Linked DNA regions of Mus musculus: region 2 is linked to region 1. A link is a loop called in an ENCODE intact Hi-C map of the cell type or tissue named here. Cell type or tissue: left cerebral cortex. All regions are shown on one strand. Each heading gives the region's core, and the rest is flanking DNA. Links, peaks and the distances in the headings are about the cores only.

Region 1 (16,104 bases), core at 3,742-11,741:
TGATTATGATTTGTATGTAAAAAGACAAACAAATTAATTTTAATAATATAGTTAAACAATTGTATTGGTTATTGTTTTCAAACAACAAAACCAATATTTTCAAGGAGCCTTCGTTTCAACATATAATCATCATAACACATTAATGAGGTGTTTACATCCTTCTATCATGGGTCCCCAGACTACAGTGATAATGCTGGATTTTTCCTCCAAAATAACTGATCTGTGTTTTGCTTTCATAGTTAAAACATCATCTTCAGCATGTCCAGGTTGTTCAAACACACAAGCATTATGATAACAAAACAGAGTTCTTTTATAATTTCAATTAAGACCAATGAAAATTAAATATAAGATTTTCTTCCCCTATCTCACTGGCCACTGTGCAATTGCCCAAGAGCCTCTGTGGCTCTAAAGATCTTAAAGAAGACCAGCATGCACTACTCCGTGGTCTCCCTCTTCCCACTGGCTGGAGAATGAAGGCATTCAGAAACGTACTCACCAGGGGAAGCCATATGTTTGGGTTGGCAAAGCTATTCTACCCAGTGCTAAACAATTATATGCAGAGGAGACAAACCTCCATTCCCTTCAAGCCCATGTTTCCTGGTCCCTTGGCTGTAGTTTATCCCTTCGACAACTGACATGCACACCAAGAATTTTGTTGCATCTGCATCAGAGACTTCCAGAACCTCCACTCCCAAGCCTTCACATGGCTTTATCTCTAAAAACAATGATGCTCAGCATCAACAGTAGAGTCTCCCAGTGTCATTTCAGCCACTTCACCATGGCTCAGCAAATTCTCATCTGGGATTCTGATTGGACCCTGGGGTTGGCAGAGATGCAAAGGTTTGAATTCAGCCTCCACTGCTAGGATGGTTAACTTTACATTTCAGCTTGATGGGAACACGAGGCACTTAGATATTTGATCACATACTATTCTGAGTAAAGATGTTCTTGGTGCAATCCACACTTGGAAGAGTAGACTGGGTTAAACAGATGGCCCTCCCTAATGTGGGTGGCCCCCATTCCATCACTTGAAGGCCTATAACAAAAAAGCTGAACCTCCCAAAGTCAGAGGGATTCCTTCTTCCCAGCAGCCTTTAAACTGGGATGCTGGCACTTCTCTGCTTTCAAACTCAAGCTCAAGCATCAACTCTTTCTGAGGTCCAAGCTTGCCAGCATTAACACTGTAATCCACCATCAGCCTCCAACCCCAGATCTTCAACTTGGAGACGGTATAGCTTAGGAGTTGTCAGTCTCAAAATTCACAGGAGCCAGTTCTTAGAATAAATGAATGATTACAGGAACAAATGAATGAGTGTTCCAGTTGTTCTGTTCTCTCTCTGGAGAACATCACTACTGACTTCTAACAGACCATGTGACGCCATTGCACCTTAGTCTCCTGGCTTGTGAAGTGGAAACAGGAGCAGGCGTCTGCTACAAGTTAGGTGTGATTGTTGTAATGTTATTATTATTATTATTATTATTACACAGAAGGTCTGCCAGCCATTACTAAGAGAAAATATAAGCCATGTACCTGTGTACAGGGCCGGGGGCAGTAGGGGAGATGGCAAATTCAAGGTCTCCAGCTCTGCATGGTCCCTCAGCATTCAGAGAACGCTTTGTATCCACCCTTGGCCATCTCCCTCTCCTGTTCCTCTCAGCAGTTGATGAGCTTCAAACCCACAGCATTACCTCCTCTTGCCCCCTAAGTCAGCCCTCTCCCCCTCAGGTGAAACCCTGCCTTCTATTTCACAGAGAAAATTATGGCTCTCAGGCAAGAACTTGTTAATTAATTTTGTTTCATCCTCTCATGCTTTTGATCTTGTGCCCTCTCCCTCCTTAGGGATGTTCTCTTCACATTAACTTTTCTCTCTTGATTCTGAGCCTCCCCCTTTCCTGCCGCTCTTTCTGCTTTAACCAGCCACCATGCCTGGGGCCAGCTTATTGTTAGACACTTCCTGCTGTCTAGCCTCTTCTTAACACCCCACCTGCCAAGCTTCTCCAGACACCCGTTTGTCTTCTCATCTCCCTTCTACCATTCTCTACCAGAGCAGCTCAGGAAAGGGCATAGGCTGTTCCCAGTGCAGAGGAAAGAGTGTAGTGTGACCATGGAAAGATCAAGGCTCCTAATCCCCAAGGTTGGAATGTACTCGCACTGGGACAGAGTAAGAGGAGAGGAAAGTGTTGAAGGTGAGACCTGGACAGCAGGTTCAGTACAGATGTGACAGGAAGCTGGCTCTGACTTTAAGGGTAAGATCATAGCAGGGTTTTGAGAATAGAAGTAGCAAACTCCCAGCCTCTTGCTTAGATTTTAAATGGGTCCCTTTACAAAGAAGCAAGCACACAAATAAGAAGGTAATTACAATAAGGGGTTACAAATATGGTTCAGCCAATAAAATGCCTGCTACATGAGGATAAGGACCTGAGTTCAAATTCCCAGAACCCATGTAAAATCTGAGCATGGTGTGGTGTTCCTGTCATTCTAGTACTTGGAAGGCGGAGAATGGGAGGGTTTCTGGGGCTCGCTGAGTGGCTACTGCAGTCAGATCAGTGAGACCGATTCGGTGGGAGACCCGGTTTCAGAAAATAAAGGGGAAAGAATAAAGGAAGATATCAACTTCTGGCTGACTTACACACACACACACACACACACACACACATACACACACACACACACACATACAGAGAGAGAGAGAGAGAGAGAGAGAGAGAGAGAGAGATACACACATAAAAAAACAGCAAAATAAAATGCTTACACTAATCCAACTCTAGGTGTATATTAAAGGCAGAGCCAAAAGGACCTGCTGGTATTTGGGATGTAAACAGGGGGGAAAAAAGAAGTTAAAGGGAACTGGGTGTCGTAGCACCAACCTGTAATTTTAGCTATCTGGGAAGCTGAGGCAGAAAAATCAAGAATATGAGGCCAAACTGTGGTACAAAGAGAGAACTCCCATCTCAAAAACAAAAGTCACAAAGAGCGCCCAAGGTTTTGTGGCTTTCCTATCTCATCCTACAGCCTTCTGGGGCTCACATTTAAATGGGTATCAAATTTGAAATTAATGCCCAAAGTTTTCATAAGGTGCAAGAATAAGCACATATGCCAACAAAAGATAATCACAGAGGAAAGAAGAGATGATGGGGTCTACCAGCTGTTGGCCAACACATAATATTCATGATAGATAGAAGATAGATGATAGATAGATAGATGATAGATAGATAGATAGATAGATAGATATCAATGCTGTCTGTTATGAGTATTGAAGAATGGCTACTTGAAGAAACATTCAAAAGAGTTATGATCAGTCACCTTTTAGGATGAGACTCAAGGGTTGGAAGGAGTAGGGCAAGAACACTGGGTTTCACGAACAGTTATTGTATGCTATATCCTCTCTTTATTTCTCTCCATTGTTAAAAACAAGGAATATGGATTACTTTCATTAAAACATGTAAGAAGTAACTGAGCTTGGAGCTTCCTCTGCACTCATTGCTTTTATAGGGTTAGAGAGCACTTCGCCAGTCAGTTGGGAGCAAGGCCATCAACAGTCTTATCCAGCTGTGAACCGTGTGAGCTACAACACCAACCTGCCAGGTGAGATGTTCCCACGGGTGCATGAGTGACGTAACTATTATGGTATACAGCTACTTTTTTATTGGATTAGAGACTCCCTCCACAGGAGACATGTCTGGTATTATAAACCTGGTCAAATACCCATGCCTGAGAAAGTCATAAGCCCTAGGAAGAAACATACTACTCTCATTTTCCTGAAGAGACATGATATAAACAAGCCTTCAAAACATTTAGATTGGTGCTGTTCTCAGCCTTGGTCAGAGAAGCTTCTGGTGTTAGTGGGCAAGAGCTATTGCAGAGACTCATAACTGGTCAAAATACAGAGAATAGTGACCACTTAATGCAAGTGTGAAATGGGGCCTCTGTTAACACATCCCACCCTGGAAGGCCCAAGGGACCATCTCAATAGAGAACAGAAGGAATGAAAGAGCGAGCAGATGGGAAGGAGCGCGGTGAGATGCTCTCATCTGGACACGGCATGGCCATGACACTCAGCTCATCACAGCTACGGTTACTTGCACAAGACCTGAAGAAGATGGAGCCTGTCAATGTGCCATCATAGAAGGGGGTGGAGGACTGACAAGCCCCAGCCCTCCTTGAGGAGCCATTAGCAGCTAATGGTTGCTGGGGAAGGAGGTTTCTTCAGTGGTACAGCAAATGGAAAGTTGCCCAGGCTCCAGTAAATAACCCCATGGCTATTAAACCTGGTAGATTACGAAACAAAGCAAAACAACAGAACGGTGTGGAAATGGGGGGAGGGCTTGTTGGGAACGAAATTAGGGGAGAGGTGTGAGGATGACCCAAGTCCTTTGCATACACACAGGTATGAAACCATCAAAGAGTTTTTTTAAAAATGTCATAGAAAATAGGAGAGGTTCTTCTCTTCCGGCAAGGCTATAACACGGGTTCACCATGTCCTCCTATACTTGAGGAAAAAAGCAAAACAAAACAAAACAAAATCACATTTCTTCCTTTGTTCAGGTTTTTCCTGATTCCCTTTATTGGCATGATAATGCTGATCTTGCTATAAATTTTTTAAAGAGCTCGGGCAAAACATAAACGTTTGGTCTCCCAAGTGATGCTGCCTGTCAACACCGTTCAGAAGCTTATTTCCCATAATACCACTTCAATGAAGAAGCCCGGAGCTACCGGCAGGCCCGCTGCAGAGATTCCTACAACATAGACAGAGTGTGTGTGTGTGTGTGTGTGTGTGTGCACGCGCACACGTGTGTGCACACTAGAGTCATGGCTGTTACAAAGACAATGACCCAATTCACTACCATTGCTCCTTAATTGTGAGGTGCTTATTAAATATCCACCTTAAAGCCAATCGATGGGCTAGGCCTGTAGCTCAATTGGTAAAGTGCTTGCCTAGCAGACATGAAGCTCTGGGTTCAATCCCTATTACTGCATAAATTGGGTGTGATGGTACATACTTATAATCCCCAGAAATTGAAGCAGGAGGATTAGAAGTTCAATACCATCTTTGGCTTCATAGAAAACTCAGAGCCAACCTGGGCTACATGAGATCTTGTCTCAAAAACAAGAACAGCAAGAGAATAAAATAGCTTTGGCAATCTGGACCTATAGCTTTTCCTATGTCACCACCTCCTCCGTACACTCATCCCATACATCTGCTCACCTGAGGCTCTGTGTTGCTCTTGACACTGCAGTGTCCTGCCTGCTGGCCTTTGCCTGTGAAGGCATCCTTGCAAGGTGTCCTCTTTCTTCACCAGTCATTGTACAAACAGGGGACTTCACCATGCTCTGGCAATGTGTTCAATGTGCTTTGATCCTAGGCAACCATCCATCTCCCCCTCTGATCACCCGTCTTTTTCCTCCTGCCACACTTTCAGGAGTTCCACCTTTACTTCTGTTTTTCCCCTCCAGGATTCCACAGGTAAGCGAAAACACACAGTGTTTGTCTGCATCTGACTTATTTTTCTTAGCAAAATGATCTCCAGCTCCATCCATTTCCCCATAATTGACATCATTTTATTTTTCTTTATGGATGAATAAAACTCCTTTGTGTGAGTACTACATTTTCTTTATCCATTCACCTGCTGATGGGTATCAAGGCTGGTTCTGTGCATTGATTAATTCGAGTGGAGCTGTAGTAAACACAGCTGTGTGGGTCTCTCTCTGATATGCTACCTTAGTGCCTGCTGGGCACACCACGCCGTGGTGTGGCTGGGGCATGTGAAAGTTCTGCTTTTAGATTTTGGGAGGACCTCTGTACTGATTTGTGTGGTGGTCTGTGGCTGGGGCATGTGAAAGTTCTGCTTTTAGATTTTGGGAGGACCTCTGTACTGATTTGCGTGGTGGCCTTGTCAGGTCACACTCCCAGCAGTAATGAATAAGTGTTCCCGTTTCAACACTCTCACTGTTCTTTGCTGTCACTTGTTTTCTCACTGATGAGCCTCTCGGATGTGTAGGATGAAGTCTGGCGTAGTGTTGACCTGCAAGTCCCTAGTGAGCACTTGAACAAGAGTTCAAGAGCTGATGGAGCATCATTGCTGTGGGAATCTACCTGCCTGACGCTGCGTTCTTGTTCCTAGCTCAAAAAGTCCACGTATTAGCATGTTAACCTTCTATATTTTAATTCATAGGTTGTTGGGATTTATAAGTGGAGCATTGGAGAACCTGGAACTAGAAGAAATCTTGAGAATGGGGCCCTCGGGATAGGGTTGGTGTCTTTACAGTCAAGAGTGGCCTGAGCTGTTTGTGCTCCATTTCTGTTGGCTGTGATGCCATCTACAGTGAGAATGGTACAGCAGGAGGGCCCTCATCAAATTCAGACCCCTTAACCTTGGACTTCTTGGTCCTACCCTCAAGAATTATAAGAAACACATTTCTTTGTAAAGTACTCAGTCTGTTGAATTCTGTTGTAGTAACATGAAATATGCCGAGATTTCAGCCCAGACTGCTTCTCTGAACTTTTCTTTCCTCCGTCTTTAGACACAGAACCTTTTTATCTGCTGTGTATCATGAGCTCTGTCTCTCAGGCCATACATTCTTGTGTTCAGCCTGCAAAGCTGTCTGAGTGCCAAGCACTGAGAGCACCATGGTGAGCAAGATGCCACTATCCTTTAATGGGTAATGTGGGCAGCCAAACAAGAAATGGCCACCGTGTCATGTGTCTGCTCTGAGAAGAGGCACCATACACTGAAAGGACACACATACACACATAAATACCAGTGACTAAGAAAGACAGCAGAGCGGATTGGAAGGAAGTGGCATTTCAGCTGTGTAGGAGTTTTTAAGGCAAATGGGAGAGGAGGAAGAAGGGTCCACACACATCCACTGCATGCAGAAGTCTAGGAAAGAGTGGAGTGGGACAAGAGCTAAGTGACAGAGATGCTGGAGGATGGGGTGGAGCAGAAGGGAACAGACACAGACAAATCCAGGTCTTCAAAGACCTTACAGATCTGCTGAGGGGGTTGGACTTTATTCTAAGGCAATAGAGAACTGTGGGGGAGTCACAGGAGTGACTCATGCCCTACTCCCTCACGACTTTATGTTTTAGGAAATTTATTGTTAAACACACAGGGCTAGTCAGGAAATAACAAGACAAAATGCTAGGATGTTTCAAAGTTAAACCTTAAAGATCATGCATAGTCTTATTTCCCCATCTCCGTAATGTCTGACAACCTTGTGGGTTATCATGCTTACTAATTATTTTCAATATAAAGATATGCTGGTGTTCTGGAGTGGTGTCTCAGTAGCTAAGCGCTAAAAGATGCTCTTTTTGAGGTCCCAGTTTCAATACCCATCAATCGCTTACAACTATCTGTAATGCCAAGACATGGGAACCTGTGCTCCTTCTGACCTCTGCAGGCACCAGGTGCACACATGGTACATATACCCATGCAGGCAAAACACTGAACACAAAATATAAAGATAAATAGTATTTAAAGCTCGTTAAGAACCAGATGTAACAACATTTTATTAATTTTTAAAGTGTAATTTCTTCAATTCAAATCACCCCTGGTCCACGGTGAGGGGTGGTGGCCACCTTCCTGACTGCCCACACCAGTACTCCACCACGAACACTGCAGCCTCCCTCACATAAGGAATTCCAGGGTCTACTTTCTTCACTTAACAAACATCGCCATCATTTTCCACGTTATTCACAGACTTCATAGAGGAATCGTTCATGGTGAATTATTTTTATTGTGTTTTGTTGCTCCTTGAGTAATAATTCCCAACACAGAACATCTAGGAAAGATGAAAGTACATGCCACTAAAGAGTCGGCTGTTTAAAAAAAAAGTGCTTGCCAGGTAAACATTTCAGTAAATACCCTGGTGGATTTTTTCATCCTCTGTACATGCTTTTATTCCTAGGGAAAAAAACTCATTTTTAAGGAAGAAAAAGAAAAACACATTTGTCTTAGAAATAAACATGGTTCCTACCACTTTTGGTGCCTGCTTCTCATTTAGTAATATATTGTGAACATTTTCTCTGTGACTGATAAGTGTTTCTCTGCATAGTTGGAAGTCCCATTGGTGTTCTGCCCTCCATTTTAATTTTATTCAGGGTCAAACTTAACAAACCTCCCTCATTGTCCTTACCAACTTCAAGAGCTCCTGCTTGCTAACAAAGTCTCAAATTCTTAACTCTTAACCAGTAAAGGGAATTGCCTCACTATGTGCTACAGGGCAAGGTAAGATGTTGTGGTGGTTTGAATAAGAATGACCCCCATAGGCTCCATACTTGAATGTTTAGTCACCAGGGAGAGGCACTGTTTGAAAGGATTAGGAGGATTAGGAGGTATGACCTTGTTGGAGTAGGGTAACCTTGCTGGAGGATGTGTGTCACTGGGGTGGGCTTTGAGGTTTCAAAAGCTCATGACAAGCCTAGGCTTGTGAATATTTGTGAATCTACACTTATGATACAGTTCTCTTCTACCTTGAAACACAGACAGACAGACAGACAGACAGACACACACACACACACACACACCCTTCCCATAGCCAAGAGTAAAACATATAAGAGAATGAAAACTTTTCTATCTAATTCTTTGCTCTCTCTTTCTCTCTCTCTCTCTCTCTCTCTCTCTCTCTCTCTCTCTCTCTCTCTCTCTCTTTCTCTCTCTCTGCCTATATGAATCAGGATGTTATTTCTCAACTACTGCTCCAGTGCCTTGCCATGCTCCCACCATGAATGATGATAATGAGCTAAGCATTTGAAACTGTAATCAAGCTCCCAGTTAAATGCTTCCTCTATAAGAGTTGCCTTGGCTGTGGTGTCACTTCACAGCAATGGAACACTGACTAAGACTGAAGTCTAGCTGGGTGTTGAGTTTCCAGGATTCTGCCTGATACTATGACTCCTCGTGAATTTTCTTGTGAAATCTTAACAACTCCCCTCCCAGGAATAATCAGTTTTTCCATCTGCTACACACACATTTAGGCTCCTACATTTCTCAATTCTACATTGATCATATGGTATGAAAGTTGGTTTCTCTCTTTTTCGTAAATTACAACTGTTCAAAAAAATGTCTGTTGACACTATTGTGTATGCCAGTGCTCACAATGCTGTGGCATACAAGGAAGGGCTGAAAGTCTTGGGGCTTACAAAGATCATTGATTTATGAAGGATACAGAGAAATTGCAGACATGTGTAACACTGAAATATTTTGTTAATTAATGAACATGGAGTGTTGTCACAGGACTGAACAGAGCATCAACTTGGGGGTTGGGAGTATAAAAGGAACGAGGACAGCCAACGAGCTTCCTGGAGGAGAAAGCTAAGCTAATTCTCACCTGTTCAGCATACATGAACTCTACTGAGACTGCTACTACTCTTACCAAAATCATCAAATTCTCCAATTGCCTCTCCTGAAGACAATGTCCTTAATTCAGTCCACACTCTATATGAAGTCTATGTAGGGCTTTGCACTACACACTGTCCACTAATTTCTTCATTTATTTGTATACCAGATATTTCTTATGCCAACAAAGAGATTGCAGGGTGAGGCCTTGCCTTTCCTTGCTCTAGTCCCACATTTTGAACCCTTCAGTCATATGAATTGAATATGGTTTGTCACCTCCAAAGAGGACATTCAAGATTGGTCCTTTGATAGCCAGAATTTACAACACTGTAACAAAATGCCCAGCAGAAATGACATAGGAGAGGAAAGATTTCTTTTGGTTCTAGAGGGATCCCCAGGGCGGGGATGTCATGGTAGAACAAATGGGTTCATATCATGGAGCCAAGAAGCAGAGAGAGAGAGAATGGCAGGCATCAGCTGGCTTTTTCCATTTTCCTCTTTTGATCCATTAAGACCATGAAATGGTGCCTGAGGGATCCCCACCTTAGAGATTTCTGAAAACACCTCACAGGCACCCTGAGCAGTGCACCTACCAGTCTCCTGTGTGAGCCTAAGTACAGTCAAGATAACAATGAGATTTGACCATCAGTTTCCAGTAACAACATTGAGAGAGACTGTGTGAGTCTTAGGAGATGACAACATCACTAAGAGAATTTGATGGACTGTGGTGATGGTTCGGTCAGGAAAATGCTCACCTTGCAAACATGAAGACATGAATTTGATTCCCCACCCCTACCTTCAGTCACACACTTCCTCCAGCAAGGTGACCCCTACTCCAACAAGGTCATACCTCTTAATTCTTTTAATCCTTTCAAACAGTGCCTCCCTCTGGTGACTAAACATTCGATTTGTGAGCCTATGGAGGACATTCTTACTCAAACCACCACAACATCTTACATTGCCCTGTAGCATAGTGGGGCATTTCCCTTTCCTAGGTAAGAACTAAGAATTTTGCCAGACATGGTAATATGTACCTGTAATCCCAGAACTAGGAATACTGAGATGTCAAACAAAGCTCTGAGGCTCATTATGTAGCCAGATAAGTTTGGCAAGTTCCAAGACAATGAGAGACTGAAAAAAACAAGAGGGATAACTGAAGATTGTTCTCTGGTGCACACACACACACACACACACACACACACACACACACATTTACACATATGAACATACAACCACTCACTCCTCTTGAGTGGCCTTCAGTTACCCCAAGAGTGGGTTGCTACCAGTGAGCCTGGTTCCTGGTGCTTGTCTCTTGCATGTATGTGCTCTTTCTTCTAGCCTCTGTGACCCAGACCAAGCTCTCAGCAGAATCAGAGACCCCTGAACCAAAATAAACTCTACAACTCACTCAGCCTCTGGTACTCTGCTATATCAACAGAAAGCAGATTAATGCTCTCCTGTCTGACTTCATCTCCTCTCTGGCCACTAGGTTCTCCCAGAAATCCTGTTATCCCAGTGCCTGTTATCAAGAAGTCAAATGACTATGAATCTCTACCCCTAAGGCTGATGTGTTCAACCAATCTCCAATTTCCAGAATGCTAGATATTTTATGCAGCAAAACATTTTCATGGTTCGAATATGTGCTCGTTACTAGGGAAATAGGATGGACAAGGCAATTTTCCTCCTGTCAAGGAGCTCCATTAGAGAAGTTACACATGAACATATTCAGACTCAGTAAAGTTCATCCAAATATGCATACCACTGTCCATTTCCCAATACAGAGCATCCCTTCTCCACTAGGCTCCCGTGGTTACACTGCACAAGCCAGAGGGCGCTACTCATATAATCTACAAAGTACATGGAGCCCTCCTACAAATGACCAGTATGCAACCTACATGGCCTTATGTGACAGATTTCCCTAGATGCCATGTGGAGCCAAGAGAGTGACAGGTAAAAACTGGTTGTCAACCCTGGTAGCTCAGCTGGTGGTTTCCTTGGTGATTACCCTCTGCTGGGTTGATGGATTGGATATAGATTACATTTCCACACTTTGCTTACACAATTATTAAAGAGCAGAGTTCTAAAAATACAAGTCTCCTCTCATTAAGTGTGGAGACAAAGCCCTGACTTGAAGGACTCTGGTCCCCCTCTTCGTCAAGGTTCCGAGTAGATGTGAGTAATTTCTCCATTTCACAATCTGCACCCAGACTGATGGGCTGTCAACTGTGTCTTGTTTGCCTTGAATTGGTATTTTGAATTTAACTGAAAACTAATTTCACGTAAATAAACTTACTTTCAGCTTCTTTGAAAAATCTGGAATAAAGGACATTGGGACCACATTTCCACACACCACGCTAAGTCAATTAAGTGTAGCTTAAGTGCAACCAGAGAGCAGCAGCCTCCTGGTCACACAAGAACACACCCTGTCTGCTGCATCCCTGACCTGGCTGGCTTTGTTCTGCCACCCACTTGACCCCTCCAGCCAGTCACTCACAGTAATTTCAATTTAATTTCTTTCATTTAGAAATGATTGATTTTCAAATTTATTAATTTATTAGATTTTCTAGTGATAACAAGTCTTAACTGTAGGATAAAAATAACCCAAAAAGTTTAAAAATAAACTCACAACAGAACGGATCCCAAGAGTTTTTTAGGGGTGTGTGTGTGTGTGTGTGTGTGTGTGTGTGTGTGTGTTTGTGTGTGTGTGTGTGTAAGGAAATATCAGTTCCACTAGAGTTGGAGATACACGCAGTTCACGGTGCTAGAAAGTGAACTGAAAGGACAGAAATCCTTAACTGCTGAGCCATCTCTCCAGCCCCCAAACAGCCCCTCTCCCTTTTTTCATTATACGCAATCTATTAATCCTGAGTAAGCAATGGCCCAGCCTTCCTTTCTCTCAAGAAGAGCCACCCGAAGATGAACGAACGTTATTTTGAAAACTCTTCTCTGATTTACCTTGAAATGAGCTCAGATATCTCCCAGAGCCAGTAATCAGCTGTATCCAAAAGGCAAGGCTCCCCAGCAGGGGGGTCAGGCCACTTTAAATTAACCCTTCATGACCTCACCAGGCATTGATGAGAAAGGAAATTCTATTCCTCAGAGATCTCCTGGAACTAAGTACAAACCCAAAATGCAGCATATTTCCATGTAAGAAGAGTCCAGATGTCCGAAGATATCCAGCAAAGGTGAAACAGGCAGACTCTGATGTACTGTTTGAGCTGTGCAAATACTCTGTGGTTGGAGAGAGTATGCTTCAACACACACATACAACACATGTGTCACACACACACTCAACCATGCCCACGCATGTGCGCACACACAGTTGCTGGATATTGTGCAGTTACTGGATTAACATTGGACTGTTGTGCGTGTCCATCATTCTTGATGTGCACACACAGCTCTCTCATTCCTCCACTCAAAAGGTACAGATGAAATACAACTGACAAAACAGGGACATCAAGGGACGTCTGCGCTATGGAGTATAGACAAAAGCAGCTTATTGTTTCTCTGAGTCTGGCATGCTTTCTCCAAAGGAAGAAAGCATGTGGAGGGCATGATGGTGTGATGGGAAGAAGCTGAGAGCAACACCATCCATCTCCCTCTCCAGTCTGCTTCCTCAAGCCCAAGGAGTTTGGGATCCATGCAGGAAAGGAGAAAAGGCTGGGCTCTGGGCTTCTTCCTAGAGACCTGCAGAGACACACAAAAGCCTGGAAGCATGAGCTTCCTTTGACTGTAATCAAATCCAAATCAACCAGGTAGGGTGACACCATTCCTCCATATCCACTAAGGAAGGGCAGCTCAGCAGAGCAACATAACCATCAACTTCCGATTCACGAACCCCTCCCCTACCGACACTGATAAAGCGCCCTAAAAAACGGGTTGGTTTTCACAAAGGAAAAAAAAATACCACCATACACTTCAACATCCGCCACAGCCAGCGTCAGTCTCGCCTCCTGGGGGATCTTTCTCCACCTTCCTCCTATCACCCTCGCCCCCGGGTGGAAGAGAATCTGCTTCCAGAGTTAACTCTTCCAAAAGGCAGCTTTCCTGAGTCATCCTTGTCTTCCGGTTCCGTCCTTCAAAACACCACTTCAGGGCCTCTGTGCTCTCAAGAACGTTGGGCGCTTACGTGAGATCCAGCCACTGTGGAATTGGCTGGCGCATACCCTTCGCCTGCAATGCGCTTTCACACCCCCACTCACTTCCACTTGTCGCACAGGGAACCATCATCTTTCAGAGGACTCCTTGCCTCTTCTGGAAGCATCTCCTGACATCTCCACCTTCTCTCAGGATGCAAGTGCTTGGATTAGCATCTGTTAGTGTCCTACAAAGTGCTCATACCATGCTCAAGAAAACAAAGACTTGTACTGGAAACCCCAGCAACCCAGAATGGTCTAGAATAGTGTGACTGAGCACATACTTAAAGCACACAGGACTGAGGACTGCCATATTTAATATGACAGCCTCACTATGTGACCCCATTTAACCTTGAACTCAGCACCTCCTGTCTCTCAGCCTCCCCAGCACTGGAATTGTAGGCTAGATGGGTTGGCTTTTAAATCAGAATCAGGACTTCTTGGCCACATCAACTTTCAGCTGGTGAAGGACAGAGTGAAATCTTTCCCTTGCAGATCTGTGTTTAGTGAGAAGTTTCTACAGCTTGGAAGAACATATGCCTTCCTCATTTCTGTTACCCACAAGGTGCTTCTGAGTCCCTGTCAGATCTTGGGATTTGTTTCCAATGTCTATGACAACCTCTGAGACTCCACTCCTTCCATTATGCTTAAGGTTCCTCTTCTTCCCCTTCCTCTACACCACCCTCACCAGCTTCTGGATTTCCCCAAAGTGGCCTTGACTGGTAGTCTTTTAATTTCATCCCTTTTCTCCTTAAACGTGATACTAAAGTTCCTTTTTATAAAGGTCCCCCACTGATATGAGAAGCACATGAAACCTACATATCTACTCTGAACTCCAACGAAAGGGAGCCTACAAAGTAAACTGTCAAGAGAAATTAAATCATTGCCAAGCAGAAAAGACTAGGAGGAGGGGGGGAGGGAAAGGAGTTAGGGGAGAAGGAGGATGGGGAGGGGGGAGAAGAGGGAAGGGAAGGAGGAGGAGGAAAAGGAGGAAGAAGGAGGGGGAGAAGGAGGAGGAAAAGGAGGAAGGGGAGGGGAGGAGGGAAAGAAGGAGGACAAAGAGGAGGAGGAGGAGAAGGGAGAAGAGGAGGAGGGGAGAGAGGAGGGGATGGAGAGGGGGAGGAAGAAGAAGAAGGAGGAAGCTTGTTTTAAATGTCACCTTTTTCTTCTCCACAATGCACCTCTTTCACCTATGAAACTAGAACGAGCATCATATTTATAAATTAAGTGAAGAACAGGAGGGATTGTGCAAGGTAAAAGCCAATAAGCAATTTGGAAGCTACTTTAAAAGCAGCCAGTAGAAGGCAGGGCAAATACAAGAAAAAGAACCAGAGACCAGGAAATGAATGTGGATATCCAATCCCCTCTCCTACCAAACTCAGAAAAAAGAATATGGTCAAATAACACAAACCAAAGGCAAACTGTAGAAATCTCAGAAGAAGAAAAGCAGACTATGGCTTAAGAGATGAAATTGTTTAGATATAAATAAAGATAACAATTGAAAAATGAAGACATGATTTTCTTTAAGTAACTAACATTCACACAGAGAAATATCTGTGTGAGAAAAGCTAATTCCTACTCATATTCCAGGGAAACTATGGTGTTGGCCTCATACTGTGCCCTATACCACTAAGTGGTTTCTACAATAGCACTAAATTGGAGTGCTGACCAAAAGTTCTATATATACAGTCAAGTTGTCATTTGGAGAAATTCACCAGACAGATTGTTTTAAACATGCAAAAAGCTGAATAAGTTACTTGAAGACACATGTCAGAAAAATAAAATTAATCAAAGGTAAATCCTCAGACACATAATGGTGAGTACTGTCTGTGTAACCATGAGGAATTGATTTCAGATCCCAACACTGCATAAAGCCAGACATGGCGGCAGGGGTCTGTAACCCCAGAACACCAGATAGAGATAGACAGATTCTTGAAGTTTATTGTCCAGCCCATCAAGATGAAATACCAAGTTCCAGGTTCTGTGAGAGACACTACATAGAAGAGAAGAAGACGGAGAGTGATAAAGACACCCAGCCTCACATGCACAGATAAATGCACCTGCATACACATACACACATATATATGCACCCATCCTGTGTACACACACACATAAAGCTCTATACTCAACAAGAAGAAAGCTTGAACATTAGTCTGACATAAATAGAATAAAGGCAGTCACTCTCCAATATTTAGAATGCATATAAAACTTACTATCACACACACACACACACACACACACACACACACACACACACACAAATGCTTTTTAAAAATAATTATTTTAGTGACGGAGTCAAACTCACAAACCCTTGCAAAGGGAAAAATCTGTCTTAGTTGTGATTTTTAATTGCTGTGAGGAGACACCATGACCACAGCAACTTACATGGGAAAACATTTCATTGGGGCTGGCTTACAGTTCATTGTCATCATGGCAGAAAGCATGGTGGCACACAGAAGACATGGCGCTGGGATGTAGCTGAGAGTTCTTCACCCAGATTGTCAGTAAAGCAAAAAAGAAGAGGAAGAGAAGAAGAAGGGAGGAAGCATGGTCTTAAGTATCAGCAGGAAGAGAGAGAGACCTTGGGCCTGGCTTAAGCATGTGAAACCTCAAAACCACCAGTAACACA
Region 2 (16,104 bases), core at 2,776-10,775, 61 kb after region 1:
TTGAGGGCAGGAACAGCAGGTACAAAGTTCTAAGTGGGCATCTTCTACTGCATGTGGAGATGTAGTGTGGACCAAGGGCTTTGATGATACTGGGGAGGGAGCTTCGTGGATCACCAGCTATAGGAAGCTTGGATTTTCTTCTAAGAGTGGTGGAAGACATTGGGATGTTTTAAAACAACCTGAGCTGCATTAAGACAAAATGTGGCCACTCTGTAGAGAAATACATAGAGGGTTACTAATGAGGACCCTTAAGCAGAAGCAGAAAGCCCACTAGAAGGCCCTGGCAGCAACCAGGAACAAGCGACAGCTGCCCCAATCAAAGCAGTGGGGATTCAGGTAAAGAGATGGCTACAAGATACACCTCAGACACTGACTTATGGCTCTGGAAAAAAAATCAAATAAAATAATTTGGACATCTTAATGCCAGGGGCCCTTTGATCAAATAAAAGCCAGCTTTTCAGATACCACATGTTGGCTTCTGACAGTGACAAACGATGTCACTACACAGGTAATCCCCAGAGCAGGGACTTGGGGATGTTCTGGAAGAACAGAAAGGGTAAGAGGAAAATGTATGTCCCTTCCTGAACACCCAAGGACAAATGACTCTCCGGCAAGGAAGAAATTAGCCCAAGTGCAGAAGGATGGGCTGGCTGTGCAGGGGACACTTGAGAAGTCAGACTGTTATTTATGAGGACAATGACTTACCCTCCCAAACAGCCATAAAGTCCCAACCTGTCTCAGTACTGTGAAGTTCTCAAGTTCAATCTCCAATTTGAAGGCACAAAAATGAGCACGGATCCTTCAGGAATTCAGATTCAATGTGAAGTATATCCACAGACCTGCCAGCAGATGTTACAGGGAGTTGGCAGTGTTAGACTCGTGCCTGATGACAGAAGTGTTAAGTGCAATCGGTGTTCTGATTTTATTTTTAAGCCAGGAGAGTGGGAATTAAGTTTGTCCTAGGGTGACCTTCCTAGGAGCCGCTGTCCCTCACTGGAAATAATCATCGTAACAGGGAGGCTAACAACAAAGCCATTTCTCCAGCCCTGGCTATACACAGCATCATGACACATACCATCATTATTCCACTTTAGATAAGAGGAAATGGAATCCCCAGGAAGTGATTCTAACATTCTGCAGGGAAGCAGTAGAGACTGGTCTCTACCACAAGACCACGTTCTGAAACAGAACTCCAACAACCACAGTCTACAGACCAAGTCTCAGGCATCACTGTTCTTGTAAATGAAGCTTTGTTGGAACCTGCTCATGTATTCTAATGGCTGTGGCATGGTTTCTTGAGAAATCTGAGTGTTAGCTATGGACAGCTTTTTTTTTTTTTTTTTTTTTTTTTTTTTACTAGCCAAATGTAGTCCTAACCTATGCAAGTTATATGACATATACCATAAGTATAATTTCATTTTTTAATAAAAGTGTGTGTGTGTGTGTGTGTGTGTGTGTGTGTGTGTGTGTAGATAGAGGCCAAAGGTCACTGTTGGGCATCTTCTTCAGTTGCTTTCTCTCCATCTTAGTTTTTGATACAGGGTTTCTCATAGAGCATGGAGCCAGCAGACCTAGCCATCGAGCATTGGGAATCTTCCACTTGGCCCTCCCAGATCTAGGACTTAGGCATGTGACACCACACTGAGCTTTTCTGCGCGGCTTCTGGAGGACTGGACTCAAGCCCTCATGCCTGTGCAGCAAGGACTTTCCCCCACCACATCCCTCAAGAATGATTTCTACCGCATGACTTTTCTATAGCAGGAAAGAACTTACAGAAACGCTACACAGCCAAGAGAAGGGAGACTAAGGATGAGATCACGTTACAGTTCGGAGCTTCAATGTACCCCCAAGGCCATGGGATAAAGGCTTGGTCAGAGCCTGTGGCCCTATAGGACATGGTAAAGCCTTTAGGAGGCAGGAGTCTTATGGAAGACAATGAGGTCACTGGGAACTTGCCCACAAAGGGGATATTGGTACCCCAGCCCCTTCACTTTCTCTCTCTGCCTCCTGGATACCATGATGTGAACAATGCTGCTCTTGCATGAGATTCCCCCTACTGTTTTCTGCTCTGAAGCAGGCCCCAAACAGTAGGGCCAAGTGGCCATGGACTGAAGCCCCTGAAACCTTCAGCCAAAATAAAGGAGTTTCTCCTTTAAATTGATCTGTCTTGGCCACTTATCACAACAGGAATCTGAGTTCTTCAGATAGCCAGGGTAATTGTAACCACTGCAACAGGCACAAATGTCACAAACAGTGGATGCCTTCCTCTCCCTGGCCAACCATTAAATTCAAACACCCCCTCTGCTGTATTTACACCATTACATTTCTATCGTTATTTTCCACTCAGCACTTTTGCTGGTTGGCATAATAAAGCCGAGTAAGGAAATTGTGACATGCTGTCCCCTGAGCACAGTTGCCATCACCATCTTAACCAGGATCACCATGACTCCCCACAGGAAACTCCCAAGTTTGAGCCTGTTTGTTGTTTCTTCATAAAATGGGTGGCTGGTAAAGGTCACGAGACCCTTTCCCCTGAGACTCTAACCCCTCATTCCAGTGCTCCCTCTCCACAGCTGCCTGTATTCTCTGGGGTGCTACAAGACCCCAAAGATAGAAGGGACCCCATCTATACAGTATAGGGAAGTCACCATCCATCTGGGTTGGACTTTTTGGTAATAAAGCAGTTTGAGGGCCACTACTATAAGTAACCCCTTGCCCACACTCCTATAGCAAAACCCTATAAGCTCACTGGTTCACCAGCCTAAGCTTGGGTGGAGCCATTCCTTTAGCACATTGGTGTGCTGGAACAAACATGTCTCTCCAACGAACAGTCCTTGGCCCACTTACCTGGTGATGAACTCCAGAGCCATGCCATGCTGTTTTGACTACTCAAGTTTCACAATAAACTGTGTAAGATATAAACCATATCTTGCATGTCCACTTTTCTCAACGTATACTAACTGAACTATAGAGTTATTTTATTAAGATACTCACAGTGTAAATACCACATGTTGTCCGTGGGGTATTTTTAGAATAATTTGAATCTCTAAATTCTTTCTGGTCCATTGCAGATGACTGAGCAATCTTTTTGTGGATTTTAATCCATTTCTATTGCCCGGGAAGTGTTTATAGTTTTCTTTATGCACTTGTCATGTTGCACACAGCTGGTTATTTTAAATGTTGGTGTTACTGAAAATAGTTATTTAGTTATTGACTTGCAGGTGTTCGGCTCCTAGCCAAGCTGCTTTCTCACATTCCCACAGAGGTCCTGATAATTCCTAACAGGAAATCACAGTATTTATGAATTATGTGATGAACTCTGTTGTTGTTGGTGTTGTTGGTGTTGTTGTCATCCATCATTGTTGTGGTAGTGGTTGTTTTTTGAGACAGGGTCTCTCTGTGTAGCCTTAACTGTCCTGGAACTTGCTCTGTAGATCAGGCTGACCTCAAACTCATAGAGATCCACCTGCCTCTGCCTCCCAAGCGCTGGAATTAAAGGTGTGGCCACCACCGCCCGGCTTGAACTCTTTCTTTTTAATTTTTTGTTTATTAGTTTTGCGGGTGTGTGTGTGTACACACGTTTGTATGTGTGTGATTTGTGGAGGAGGGCAGACCACAGTGTAAGTGTGTAGATGGAGGACACTTGTACAGTCCATTCCCTCCTTCCACCTTTAAATGTTTTGAGAGTCATACTTGGGGCGGGGGCGGGGAGCATCTCTGTGATTATGAGGGCCAGCAAAGTGTCAACTCACGTGAGGCAAGAAGGAGATCCAGTTCAGCACAACTCAGTAGGTGGTGCTGGTTCAGACTTCTAGAGTCTGACACTGCACAGTTTATTTCAGGCATATTTAAACACAGTACAATTTGAGAGAAAAACAAAAACGTTTTTCTGGTGTAACACGATCCTGTGTGCACAAGGAAGCATAATTACATTGAAACTCTTCTCAAAGTACACATCACTTCTTCCATGAATGTGGATTCCAGAGCTAGGCTATGTGTCCGATCTTAAAAACCTGGGGGAAACTAGGAAAGGGGATAACATTTGAAATGTAAACAAAGAAAATATCTAATTTTTAAAAAAGAATGTAAAGAGAACTCACAAAAAAAGAAAGAAAGAAAGAAAGAAAGAAAGAAAGAAAGAAAGAAAGAAAGAAAGAAGGGAGGGGAGGGGAGGGGAGGGGAGGGGAGGGGAGGGGAGGGGAGGGGAGGGGAGGGGAGGGGAGGGGAGGGGAGGGGAGGGGAGGGGAGGGGAGGGGAGGGGAGGGGAGGGGAGGGGAGGGGAGGGGAGGGTGAAGAACAATGAGGTCTACAAACTCGCTACCACTGAGCTTTTCAATTCTGAAAAAAGGATTTAGGCTTTTATTGTTGCCTGGGGTGTGTTGGGAAGAGTTTTGCAACCCTCTGCGGTGTCCATATGTCTTAACATTTCTTTGATAAATTTGACTTCATTGTTTAAAATACAAATATTTGAATATGAAAAAAAAAAAAACCCTGGGGAGAGATCTGGTGTAGTTTCAGTCATACAGATAGCATAGAAGTCGTCTGGACTATCAGCTACCTCCAATCCTGCTTCTAGGAGTATGGGGGAGCCCTGGACATGCAGATAACACAGAGGTTGCCTAGTCTATTAGCTACCTCTCATCCTGCTTGTGGGAGCTGGGTATGGCCTGGCCCTTCCACTTCCATTCCTGGCCCTCTGAGTAGAAAACTAAGTTATAGATCTCTCCCATAGAAGAGGCAATGCTGAGTGTTTAACATTCCTGGTTTCCCTGGGGCTTATCTGTAAGTGCAGGGACCTTTGGGCTCCCAACAGTACTTGGCACATCATGCTTTTACCCACTGAGCCATCTCCCTCAGCCCCACACTCTCTCTTATTGATTTATTTACTTATTGATTTATTTCCTTCTGATAATTGGATCTCTCACTTCTCTGTTATGCCATAACGTCACTGACTTGGACAATGGTCAACATTTTCACAATACGTAATAATGTATATGATCATATATATTATTTAATGCATATGACATATAACAACAGTATCCTAACATTATAATATAACTAAGTACATTGCTACAGGGAGATTAAACAAGAGTTTATTTTCTCATGGTTCCTGAGGCTGAAGCCCACCATGAAGGTGTTGAGTGGGATTCTATTCTTTGGGGCCTCTCTCCTTGGCTTACAAATGTCTACCTTCTTCTGTTTCTCCATGTGACCTTCCCTTCTACGTGTTTGTGTCTGAATCTCCTCATCCTATAAGAACAAGAGAGATGATTCTTTAAGAAGGCCACCTCCAGTCACATTCTGGGGTGCTTGAGGTTTAGGACTTTACCATATGGATTTTGGGGACTATAATTTTACACACAGCAGGGAGTATCTTTGTCTATGGTAAAAATGTATCTGCTATTTCCTCTTCAAGTCTGAAGTATACTTAGAGTTAAAAGATACATTTTGTCATGCTTTAGTTCAAATTTCTAGAGGATTTTGTGTCAGGAATGAACCTCAGGTCTACTAAACGCCTTTTGGTACCTATTGACATAACCATATGGAATATTTTATGAATAGATTTCCTGTTCTAAGACAACTCTGGCACAACATTTAGGATATATAGAGACCCCACAAAGTGACGAGAATTGTTTTAATGCACTATAAATTAAGTTAAGACTATAAACAGACAACTGAGGAGAAAGGAAACCCACCCAATCAACAGACAGAAGAAATATCTCCACTTCACTAGTAATCAAGGAAATTCAAATTAAAATGGGAATTAAAGCCCGCCCCACACAAGAGTTAGCAAGGTGTGGGAGGCAGAAATATCCCCGCCTGCTGACAGGAGGCTTTCGGCTGCAGCCTCATTCACACACGTGGGTGGGGAAGTGTACACATTTGTTCTAGCATTGTTAAAACAGTCTCTAAGAAAAGAAACAGCCTACATTTCTGTCTTAGTCCTCGCTGCTATAACAAAATGCTGCAAACTCGGTGGCTTATAAACAACAGAAGGAGGCTGGAAGCCTAGGAGCTAGGAGTCTGAATTCAAGCATTAGCTTAGTCAGGTTCTAGGGAGGAACTTGTTCCAGCTGCAGAGTCCCTCCTCTCAGAGGTGAGAGAGCGTTGGAGGCTCTGTGATAAGGAAAGGCATCAATCCCATTCATGAGAGCTCTGCCTCCATGACTTAGTTATTTCCTGCATTAGCTTTATGTTAGGTACCTAAGGAGGAAAGAGTTTTTTGGCTTGGAATTTCAAAGCTTTCAAAGCAATTATGGATAACATACTTGTTTGACCCCATTTCTTTGGGCCTATGGCAATGCAGAACATCATGGCAGCCAGCATCTAGCATAGAAAATCCACCCATCTCATGGTAGTTGGGAAGAAGAGAAACAGGCCCCAAAATACTCTTCGGGGTACTTTCCCAATGACCAACTTCCTTCAACTAGACCCACCACTTCCCAATATCTGGGAAGAAAGTTTTTAACATAAAAGGCTTTTGGATCGGCAAGATCTAGACTACAAAAGTCCCAAAGTCTCCCACCCCCTAACACACTGTTAAGGCTTCACACACTAATTTGAAGTAAACACAAATGTTCTTGCCAGAACAATGTTCACATACGCAGTGGATAGCACTAACAGGCATCATGACATATCCTCAGATCACCTGAGAGGAGAGTCTCAATGAGAGATAATTTACATTGGTTTGCCCTGTGGCCATGCCATGAGGGAACTATCTTAATTAAATTAGTTGATGTGGGAACACCTAGCCCACTGTGGGCAACACCATTCCCTAGACAGAGGGTTCTGAACTATATGAGAGTTGAGAAATTGGGCTTAGTACAAGCAACCAAGCAAACACAGATGCATCCGTTCTTGCTCTCTGTTACTGCCACTGTGACATCCCCATAGTGATGGTCTGTAACCTGGAATGAAAAGCAAGTTATCTTCTCCCCTCCCCCCACATTGCTTTGTGTCAGTGCATTTTATCACAGCAACATAAATGAAACGAAGCAGACACATTTTTATAAACAAATAATTAAATAAACATGTCGTATTTATACAATGAATGGACCAGATCTTTTTGTCAACAAGGGTGAGTATCAGAATCATAATCCTGAGAGAGCAAAGCAAGTTCCAGAGGGACACATTTTATATATTTTATATACAGCCAGTTATGAGATTTTTTTTTAAGTACAAACAAAGTCATGTGTGGCTAAATAGTTGTAGAAATTTATAAAAAAGTTGTAAGGACAGCAGAAAATCATAAACTGCTGAGGAGGGGATAAATATCAACTGCAAAGAAGTTGTGATCTCTGGTTTTTGGAAGAGGATAGGAAGAAGGGAGGAGGGAGACATGGAAGCCAAGAGTCCTTCAGAAAGGATGACGGAACCCGAATGAAAGATTTGATTTTCTTTCTTTTTAAATGAAATGATCTGCAGAAGAAAAGGTTTTGCATTCCTAGGACAAATCCCGCTTGGTCATGGTGAACGATTCCATTAGCACATTATCGAATTGTTTGCTGTTATTTTATTTATAGTTTTCATCTAGTGCCGTGGTTGTCTCTTCTCCCCGTTTTCCACTATATTCTTCAAGATTGGATTTCAGGGCTCTGCTATCCTCATAAAATGAATTAAAGGGTTTTCTATGCTTCTCTATAATCTGGAACCATTAATGGAATATTAAAAAAAATCTTTTATTGGAAAATCTAAAGAAAGCATTAGAAAAATTTCTATGCAAAGAGGCTGTTTGAGACTTAACATTTGGAATGTGCATATGCGTGTATACGATTTCTTTTTTTTTTTCTGTTCAGGCTGGTTCCTTTGTTATATCTAACTTTTGTAATGCATACTTCACAAAACAAATCTGTGCCATTGCAGAGACTTGTGGGAGGTAATATCTCGGGTTTCTAATCTCTCACAGGCCTCCAAAAGGGCCTTCACATTGATAATTTTGTTTTTCCTCTCTTGAGCCGGTTTGTCAGAGATTTTTATCTAAACTCTAGTCTTCTTCCAGAAGCACCTCTCTGATACAGTTCTCACAGTCTTCTGCTGGAGAATCTGTGGGTTTCTGCTTCAATCCTTAAAGATTTATCATTCTGAATTCCTTTTAGAGTTTTTACTAATTTTCATACTTCTTGATTTTAAAGCTAGCTTCATTTATTTTTTATTTGCAACAATAAACAGCAATTTGAGAGCCCTGGCTGTGTTCCACACGTTCGCGTATGTTTTATTCACGCTCCCATTATTCTCTAAATGGTGTTTGACTCTATGTTTTATTTCTCCTTAGACTCGGTAATTTCTTAGGAGATTGTTCTCTTCACCCCATTTCCGGATAGTAATGACTGTTCAGTATAGACGTGAGAGACACAGACTATGAGCACACCCAAGACCAAAGGTGCGCCTGGCATGGTGCTAGTGGTACCGTTAGCATTCACTAAGTGAACACAGATCGGGTTAAACGCAAACATAACACATTGGTCACAAGCAATGGTGCTGACTCCTTAGTTCACATAATAACCTAAAATAACTGAAAAAGAGGCAGTTTTCTCCCCAGCTGTGTCACACAAGGCCTCCACGTATTGTTCTTAGAGACTGTGATTCAACAATAGGTACAGCTGTGGTTTGAATGAGAAACGTCACCCATAGGTTCCTGTATTTGAACGCTTGGTCTCCAGCTTCTCTTTTTGAGGGTTATGAGACCTTTAAGAGGTGGAGCCTTGCTGGAGGGAAGCATATCACTTTGAGGATGGGCTTATAGCCTGGCCCTAATTCCTGTTCTCCCTGTCTGCTTCTTGTCTGCTGATGAAATATGATCCTTCTGTTTCCTGACTGGCAGACCTGCCTCAACCTGCCTTGTTATGCAGTATGCACTCCCTGCTGTGATGAGCTGTGTGATCTCTGGAACTGTAAGCAGTGTACAGCTACAGAAAAGTAACCAAGACAGATATCCTCATTCAACCAACCGAACCCACAAGACTCCATTGTAATGAAGAGCAAAGATCTCTTAGGAATCAGGGCCAAATCCTTCCACTATCATTAAGAAGACGACCAAGAACAAACATAGTATATACCACTGCTTACACTGAAAACGCACCTCCCCAGAGCATCACTGTATCCAATACGATCAAGGCCATTCCATCTCGCCCAAGCATCACAGCTAAAACTGGCCCGTAGCTGGTAGCACCAAGTCACTATGACACACACCTTGATAAGAAACGCACATCCCAATATGTCAACTGCAGATTTTAAGGTGTCAGAGCCATGAGGTGACTCAGCAGGTTAAGGCAGTTGCTGCTAAGCCTAATAAACTGAGTTCAATCCCCGAGACCCATAGAGTAGATGTGTGGCATAGTGTGGGCATAGGTATATACTCGCCCATCCCCATGCACAAGACACATAAATTAATATATTTTCCCTGATATAGCTGTCTCTTGTGAGGCTATGTCGGGGCCTGGCAAACACAGAAGTGGATGCTCACAGTCAGCTATTGGATGGAACACAAGGCCCCCAATGGAGGAGCTAGAGAAAGTACCCAAGGAGCTAAAGGGGTCTGCAACCCTATAGGTGGAACAACATTATGAACTAACCAGTACCCCCGGAGCTCGTGTCTCTAGCTGCATATGTATCAGAAGATGGCCTAGTCGGCCATCACTGGAAAGAGAGGCCCATTGAACTTGCAAACTTTATATGCCTCAGTACAGGGGAACGCCAGGGCCAAGAAGTGGGAGTGGGTGGGTAGGGGAGTGGGGGGGAGGATCTGGGGGGCTTTTGGGATAGCATTGGAAATGTAAATGAAGAAAATACCTAATTAAAAAAAATTAATTAAAAAAGAAATGTGGAGGGAAACAAACAAACAAAAAAAAAACGGAAAAAAAATCTAACACATCCATCTGTAACCTTCCATTTTTTCACAATAAAACAGTTAAAATTTCTCATATATATATACATAAGTATGTATATATTATACATATATATTAATAAATGTTTCTTTCAAACCACATTAGCACTGTTTGTGTTGTTAATCTAACTGCCCCCCTTGCCTTCAAAGCAGCTAATACTGGGAGATGGTGCTGCAGTCAAGAGCATATACTGGTCTTCCAGAAGACAGAGTTAGACTCCTATCAAAATGTCAGGGAACTCACAACCACCTGCAACACCACCTCCAGGGGATCTGATACCTCTGGCCTCTATAGGTGCCTGCACACACACACTCTCTCTTTCTCTCTCTCTCTCTCTCTCTCTCTCTCTCTCTCTCTCTCTCTCTCTCTCTCTTTCTCTCTCTCTCTCTCTCTCTCTCACACACACACACGCACACACACACACCTTTCAAAAATTGATTTTAAAATAAATACAAAGATCTCTCGCTAGCTATTTGGTGGCTGTATTTTAATGTTTTTCCTGAGTTCATGCATATATTCATCCATGAAAACCCACATGGAAGATTTTGTACCTAAAATAGTCTCTTCTTTAAAACTAGGATCGTAGTATACAAACTTACTTAACAGGAGAGTACAGATAGTCCCACATACACGTATCTGACATTTTCTCAATCACTGCATAGGATTCTAGAATATAAAAATACTACAATTTCTTCAATAGTCCCCATTTTCTGGAGAAGTCTGAAGGATTTTGCAGATTGCAGATATTTATGATAGATGGGTTTCTACTGAATGTTTATTCTCATTTCTGAGGTCAAAGAGCGCACACATTTTGCACTTCAGTAGCTCTGTCCAGATTTTTTTTTCCTTTGACTGTTTAAAACAATTTCTATTCACACAGCAAAGGAGGAGACTTTTCATTCTCTCTCAATGATCACAGCCACGATTATGAGTCATTTTGATTTGGGCAAAATTAATGAATTTCCAGTGTGATCCCACCATGGTTTTGATTTACATTCCTCTTCCTCCCATAAGAATGAGCATAACATCGTCAGCGCATCGGCTATTTGCATTTCCTTGTCTGGAATTGCCTGCTCCTTTCCTTTGTCTATCTCTTTATTGAATTTTTTTTTTTTTCATTTTTAGGTCTCGTAGATTGAAAGCTTAGCCTTGGAGCCCTCCAAGGGTTTCCTTAAAATGGCCTACTACAGGGTTAGTAGTTTTCCTGGTATCATTGGTATGAGAGAGAAAAGAAAAAAAAGAGCACAAGGGTGCCATTTCGTCACTATATGCATAAAAACCAATAAAATTAATATAAAGAAGCAAGCCAGATGGGGTGAGAGAAAGAGCTAATAATATCGCTTAAATACCTAGAATCAGCTATATTCTGAAGGTTTGACTATTGAGTTTCCAAGTTATAAGATCTAATAAATTTCCTGTTGCCCATGACCCAAAACTTCCTGACTAGAGTGTCATTCTCCTGTTAGTTCCCGGTGCAGGTAACACTTGAACTTTGCTTATTGTAACCTTTGGGTTTCCCATAACATGGATACCTGCAGAGATTTCCTGGCAAAATAGCATATGCCAGTCCAATGGAAAGAGCTCATAGCACATGTCTAGTGTATGGGTCACCAGAAAGAAGATGAGTCTCTGCAGTTATGTGGCTTCCGTGCTGTACATTGGCTGGGCACACTCAGGGGAAGCTCTACCAAGAAATATGCACAGGTTGGTATTATAAACCACAAGTCACACCTGGTGGTGTTTGCTTTAAACAAATAAAAATAAAAATCCTGAGCCCACAGGTGTGCCAGAAGCCAGGCTAGCTCTCCGTGTAACTGTCATAAGGTTGGTTTGTGTCTTCCATTAGCCATGTGTCCTAGGATTAATAAACAGGGCTTCAAGGGAAAGGGGGCATTAAGAGCTTCTACATTTTAAAACTTTTGTAAACTCTTTAACAGAGGGGACTCCATGATACATGGTATAGAGATTTGTATTCTAAATAGACAGGAATCTGTTTGATATTGAGGTGCTAAGAGATTAACCAAACTTTGAACACACTGTCAGCAGATTCGAAGCGCCATCACTTTTTTGCACGATATAAAGACATCTAAGACCACCAACAATCTTTGCTAATGTTTATCATGGGCACCTTTTGTGCTATACATGGAAAGAAACTCTTTGGATATTTCTTCATTATCTTTGTCCGTAAGTCAGGTACCAGGGCTTAGAAGACAGTTGAGCTCATACATCCAAGGTTCTGCTGGGCAGAATGAGGCATGTTGCGCTGAAGTCACAACAAAATAAATAAATAAATAAATAAATAAATAAATAAATACATGCAACTCAGCATCTCAACCACTTAGCCAATGTTTGTTTCCCTGTGCCCTACACAGCCAGCAGAACAAATCAGACCATGGCTGCTCATCTTGGAATAATGAGAGCTCTGCCTGAGCTGGGCTGCAGGCTCACACAGCAAGAAGATGGAAGCACACCAAACTGCACGGTATTTTTTAAATTGTAAATCTCGTTAGCATAAGTTCTGGGAAGATGGTTCTGTGGGTAAAATGCTGCATAGAGTGAGGATACTGAGCACCCGTGTAAAGCATCTCCCTAGAGCTCGCTGGGAAGGCAGTCACAGAAATATGCTGGGGGCTTGCTGGCCAGCCAGTGGGAGACCCTTCTCAACATGTCCAATGTTTGCCCGTCATATTCACGCTTCATCCTTGTCCCCTCTGCCCCACCCTTCCCCTTTCATATCTTTTTTATTTTTTTTCTCCTCAGATTCCTCATATGAGAATAAGTGTGACAACTGTCATTCTAAGTCTGGCTTATTTCACATAACACAGATCCACCCACTTTGCAGTGATGTAATTTCCTTGTTCTTTATGACTGGCTAATATCCATTGCCACTACACGCTATACTTTCTTTGCCCATCCATCCACTTGTGGATGCCTTGGTTGAGCCCATATATTGGTTCTTAGGAATAATACCATAATAAACATGAATATTTGGGTATCTCTATTTGTAACTCTTCTCTTCCTACCTTGAGTGCACACAGGGGCTTGTTTGTCTAAGGAACTGCAAGAGGAAGCAGTAGACAGAACAGCATCATCAAGAAAGCAACCCAAATGCTGGTGAGGATGAAGCAAGAGGAACCATGGTGGAGACTCTTGTTTCTCAGTGATTAAAGTATCCGACAGAAGTGCCTTAAGGAAGCAAGGTTAATTTTAGCTTGTGGTCTCTGAGGGTTGGAGTCTGTCACAGTGGGAAGGCATAGACTTTTGCTCAGTCGATGGCAGCCAACCTCTGCAGCACTGACTGTCAATGTGGCAGAGGACTAAGGCAGGACTGGAGCCTTCAAAGGCTCTGTCAGTTCGGGCCCTACCTCCTTCCACAGCACCCTCTCCCTCAAATACTGCCAGCAGGTGGGAAACAAGGACTCCAGACGTGCTTAAGGAAAGTCTGTCTAATATGTTAATCTCTGTGAAGCAAAAGTCTCCACCAGGGTTCCTCTGGCTTCATCCTCACCAGCGTTTGGTGCCGTTGCTCTTTGGGTGATGCTGTTTTGACTGCTGCTTGCTCCTGCAGTTCATTAGACGAACAAGGCCCTGTGTGCATTCAGCAGGAAGAGGGCAGGGGTTCAATCCCACCTGTGCCCAGAAAGAAGAAGGCTGGAGATAAAACAAGAGCAGTGGCCAGGACCACAGAGCACGGGCTGGTCTGGCCTCTTCCCCAAACAGAGATGTAACAATCCCGGAGAACTCTCTCTGTTCCTTTCTCTGCCGATGTTCCAGGTGAAGCCTTGAGGCTTGAAAGTCTGTTTGCCTAACCTCACCTTTCCCTGTCTGCCCCAGTTCTGGTCTCTGACACTCTCCCGTAGGAATTCTAGTCTTTTCATTTGATCTTAGTAGAACTTTTGGTCTCCAGGACACAAAGCTCTTCTGAAAGTCTGTATTTGGATCAGCAGAAGGGTGATTTGGGTTTCCTTTTTCTTTCTTTTTTTTTTTTCCAAGGGAAGTTTAAAACCCTTCATTCTGTATTCAGGAATAAATGAGAAGTGGTGTTATTTATAATTGGCTCCCTCTAATTCAGACTAAATGTAGATTAATCCTAATTGATAACACATAAAATTTAATTAAACCTTAATAAAGAACCTGGGAAAGAGTCCTCCATAGATGATATCAATGGTAATGTCGGATGCTGGGAGCTGCAGTATGGGAGATAAAACGTAATGTGCGCAAGAGTTTCCAGGCCTTTCTGAAAGTCCAGACACAGGTCATTACCTCAAACATGACATTCATTAAAATCGTGGACAATCTGAGAGATGGTGCCCTCTACACTGCTCTCTGGTAAGAAGTTTGGACTGCAAGAGTTCCCTGGGCCCCTAGCACCTCCCTCCTTGCCCCAGAAGGCCACACTCAGGCCTTGAAGCCACCCTGAGTAGCTCCCAGAAGTTGCTGTCACAGCCTCTGTCTCATCAGATAGCCCCCACCCAGTTCCACATCTTGTTGCAGAAACCCAATTAACACAGCAACATAAGCATCTCCCTTCTGATCAATGTCCCCAGCACAGTAACATTTTTCTTTCATGTACTCACGAATATTTTAATGTGTGCAGGAGTGACTGAGAACCGATCTTCCATGGTCAATCACTCTAGAATCTAATTATTTAAAGCATGAATAGAGAGTGCAGGCAGAGGTGGGGATCTCTGCCTTACAATGGGAACAGTCACCCCAGCAGCTAAGAGAGGGATCAAAAGCAAAGGCAGCGTGGATTTCTGAGTTCAAGGACAGCCTGGTCTACAGAGTGAGTTCCAGGACAGCCAGAGCTACACAGAGAAACCCTGTCTCGAAAAAAACCAAAACAAAAACAAAAAAAACAAAATAACAAAAAAACAAAAAAACAAAAAAAAAAACAAAGGCAGGCACTTGTCAAGACCAGCAAGTTCCCCTAGGAACAAGGAGCTGGGTCGATGCTATAGTAGACTGCAGAACATCAGCCTTTCTAGAGAGACAACCATTTCTCTACCTACAGTTGCTGGGGAGAAGTTTTACTTTGCAATATAACCTGAAAGGAAAACTCAGATTTTTAAATTGGTGGAAAAAATGTTAAATACTTTGCAAGCCTTTGCTTTCTGGTTTAAAAGTCTTCCCCTATCTTTGGGGACACCTTTTCTTTGGTCTATTTCTTCCCTTAATTGTCCTTCATGGGCCATACATATCTATAATCCTGTCACTCCAGAGGATATGAGGCAGGAGGATTTCTGTGAGTTTGAAGGTAGCCAAGACTATAACAAGACCTGACTTTAAAAAAAAAAAAGACTCAAAAAAATCTATAATGTTCTTCAAACAAATTCCTTTTTAATTTTTTTAGTTTTTAAAAAAATTTTATGCATACGAGTATTTGTATATTTGTATTGCACCATATGTATTCCTCATGTCCAAAGAGATCAGAAAGGGCCATCAGATCCCCTGAAGCTGAAGTTACAGACAGTTGTGAGCTACCATAGAAGTGCTGGGAACTGAACCCAGGTCCTCTGCAAGAACCCTTGTCCAATGTTCTCAACGGCTGAGCTATCTCTCCAGAGTCCTCTCACGAGTTCTTAATGAATGCTTACCAGTTACTAAGTACTTTTCTAGCACAGAAGAAGGGGAGATAAACAATCAATACTCCCTCCTTGGGTAGCTTATATTTGAGGAGGAGGAGGCAGGCGATCCCAGTGATGTAACAAGTAAGTGAAATATGCATTATGGTACATCAGGTAAGTGCTGAGCAGAGACAGGACAAGCACCATGCTGGAAACTGGGATTTCGGAGGGATTGACCATTGCTGGGTAGACAAAGCCACCAAGAAAGGTCTCCTGCAGACAGTGATGAGAGAGCAGAAACTCAAAGGCCAGGGAGCAAGCCATGCAAATACCCAGGCTGTCACTGAAGGGAGAGGGGACAGCTGGTGCAGAGCTCTAGGCTATGAGTGTGCCAATCAGGCTCCAGAACTTGCAGTGGAGTAAGCAGGGAGACTGGTAAGCAGTAAGGGGTGGAGCACATGTTGGCTAGGTCACTGGAATGATGTTGGTTTGTAAGAGTGGCTGTAACCGATGGGTCCACTGGCTCAGGTAAGAGTAGCATCCATAGACATGGGGAGAGGCAATTAGATTCTAAATATAGTTTAAAGATAGAACTGGTAGAAGATACGTGGAAGTTGGCCTGTGGGGACTGGGAAAATGGAAGTTCAAGGACA

The links. Hi-C counts contacts between places; a loop is a spot of excess contacts. Peaks named below come from ENCODE experiments on the same cell type or tissue, not always from the same donor. Only the 100,000 strongest peaks of a DNase experiment are listed, where the experiment ranks them.
Region 2: a loop joins it to region 1, with 8 times the contacts of the local background. A loop is called at or near these places in 3 of 42 quality-filtered maps.

The regions. Positions count from the first base shown.
Region 1 is chr7:121,287,232-121,303,335 of GRCm38, reverse strand. No RefSeq gene overlaps it. Among named protein-coding and RNA genes, the nearest start is that of Gm36736, 42 kb to the left of the region's middle. In left cerebral cortex, for the core only: no CTCF peak of the experiment used is centred there; DNase peaks (open chromatin) are centred at 6,909 and 8,884; H3K27ac peaks cover 384 bases.
Region 2 is chr7:121,224,809-121,240,912 of GRCm38, reverse strand. No RefSeq gene overlaps it. Among named protein-coding and RNA genes, the nearest start is that of Gm36736, 100 kb to the left of the region's middle. In left cerebral cortex, for the core only: no CTCF peak of the experiment used is centred there; DNase peaks (open chromatin) are centred at 3,825 and 5,899; H3K27ac peaks cover 361 bases.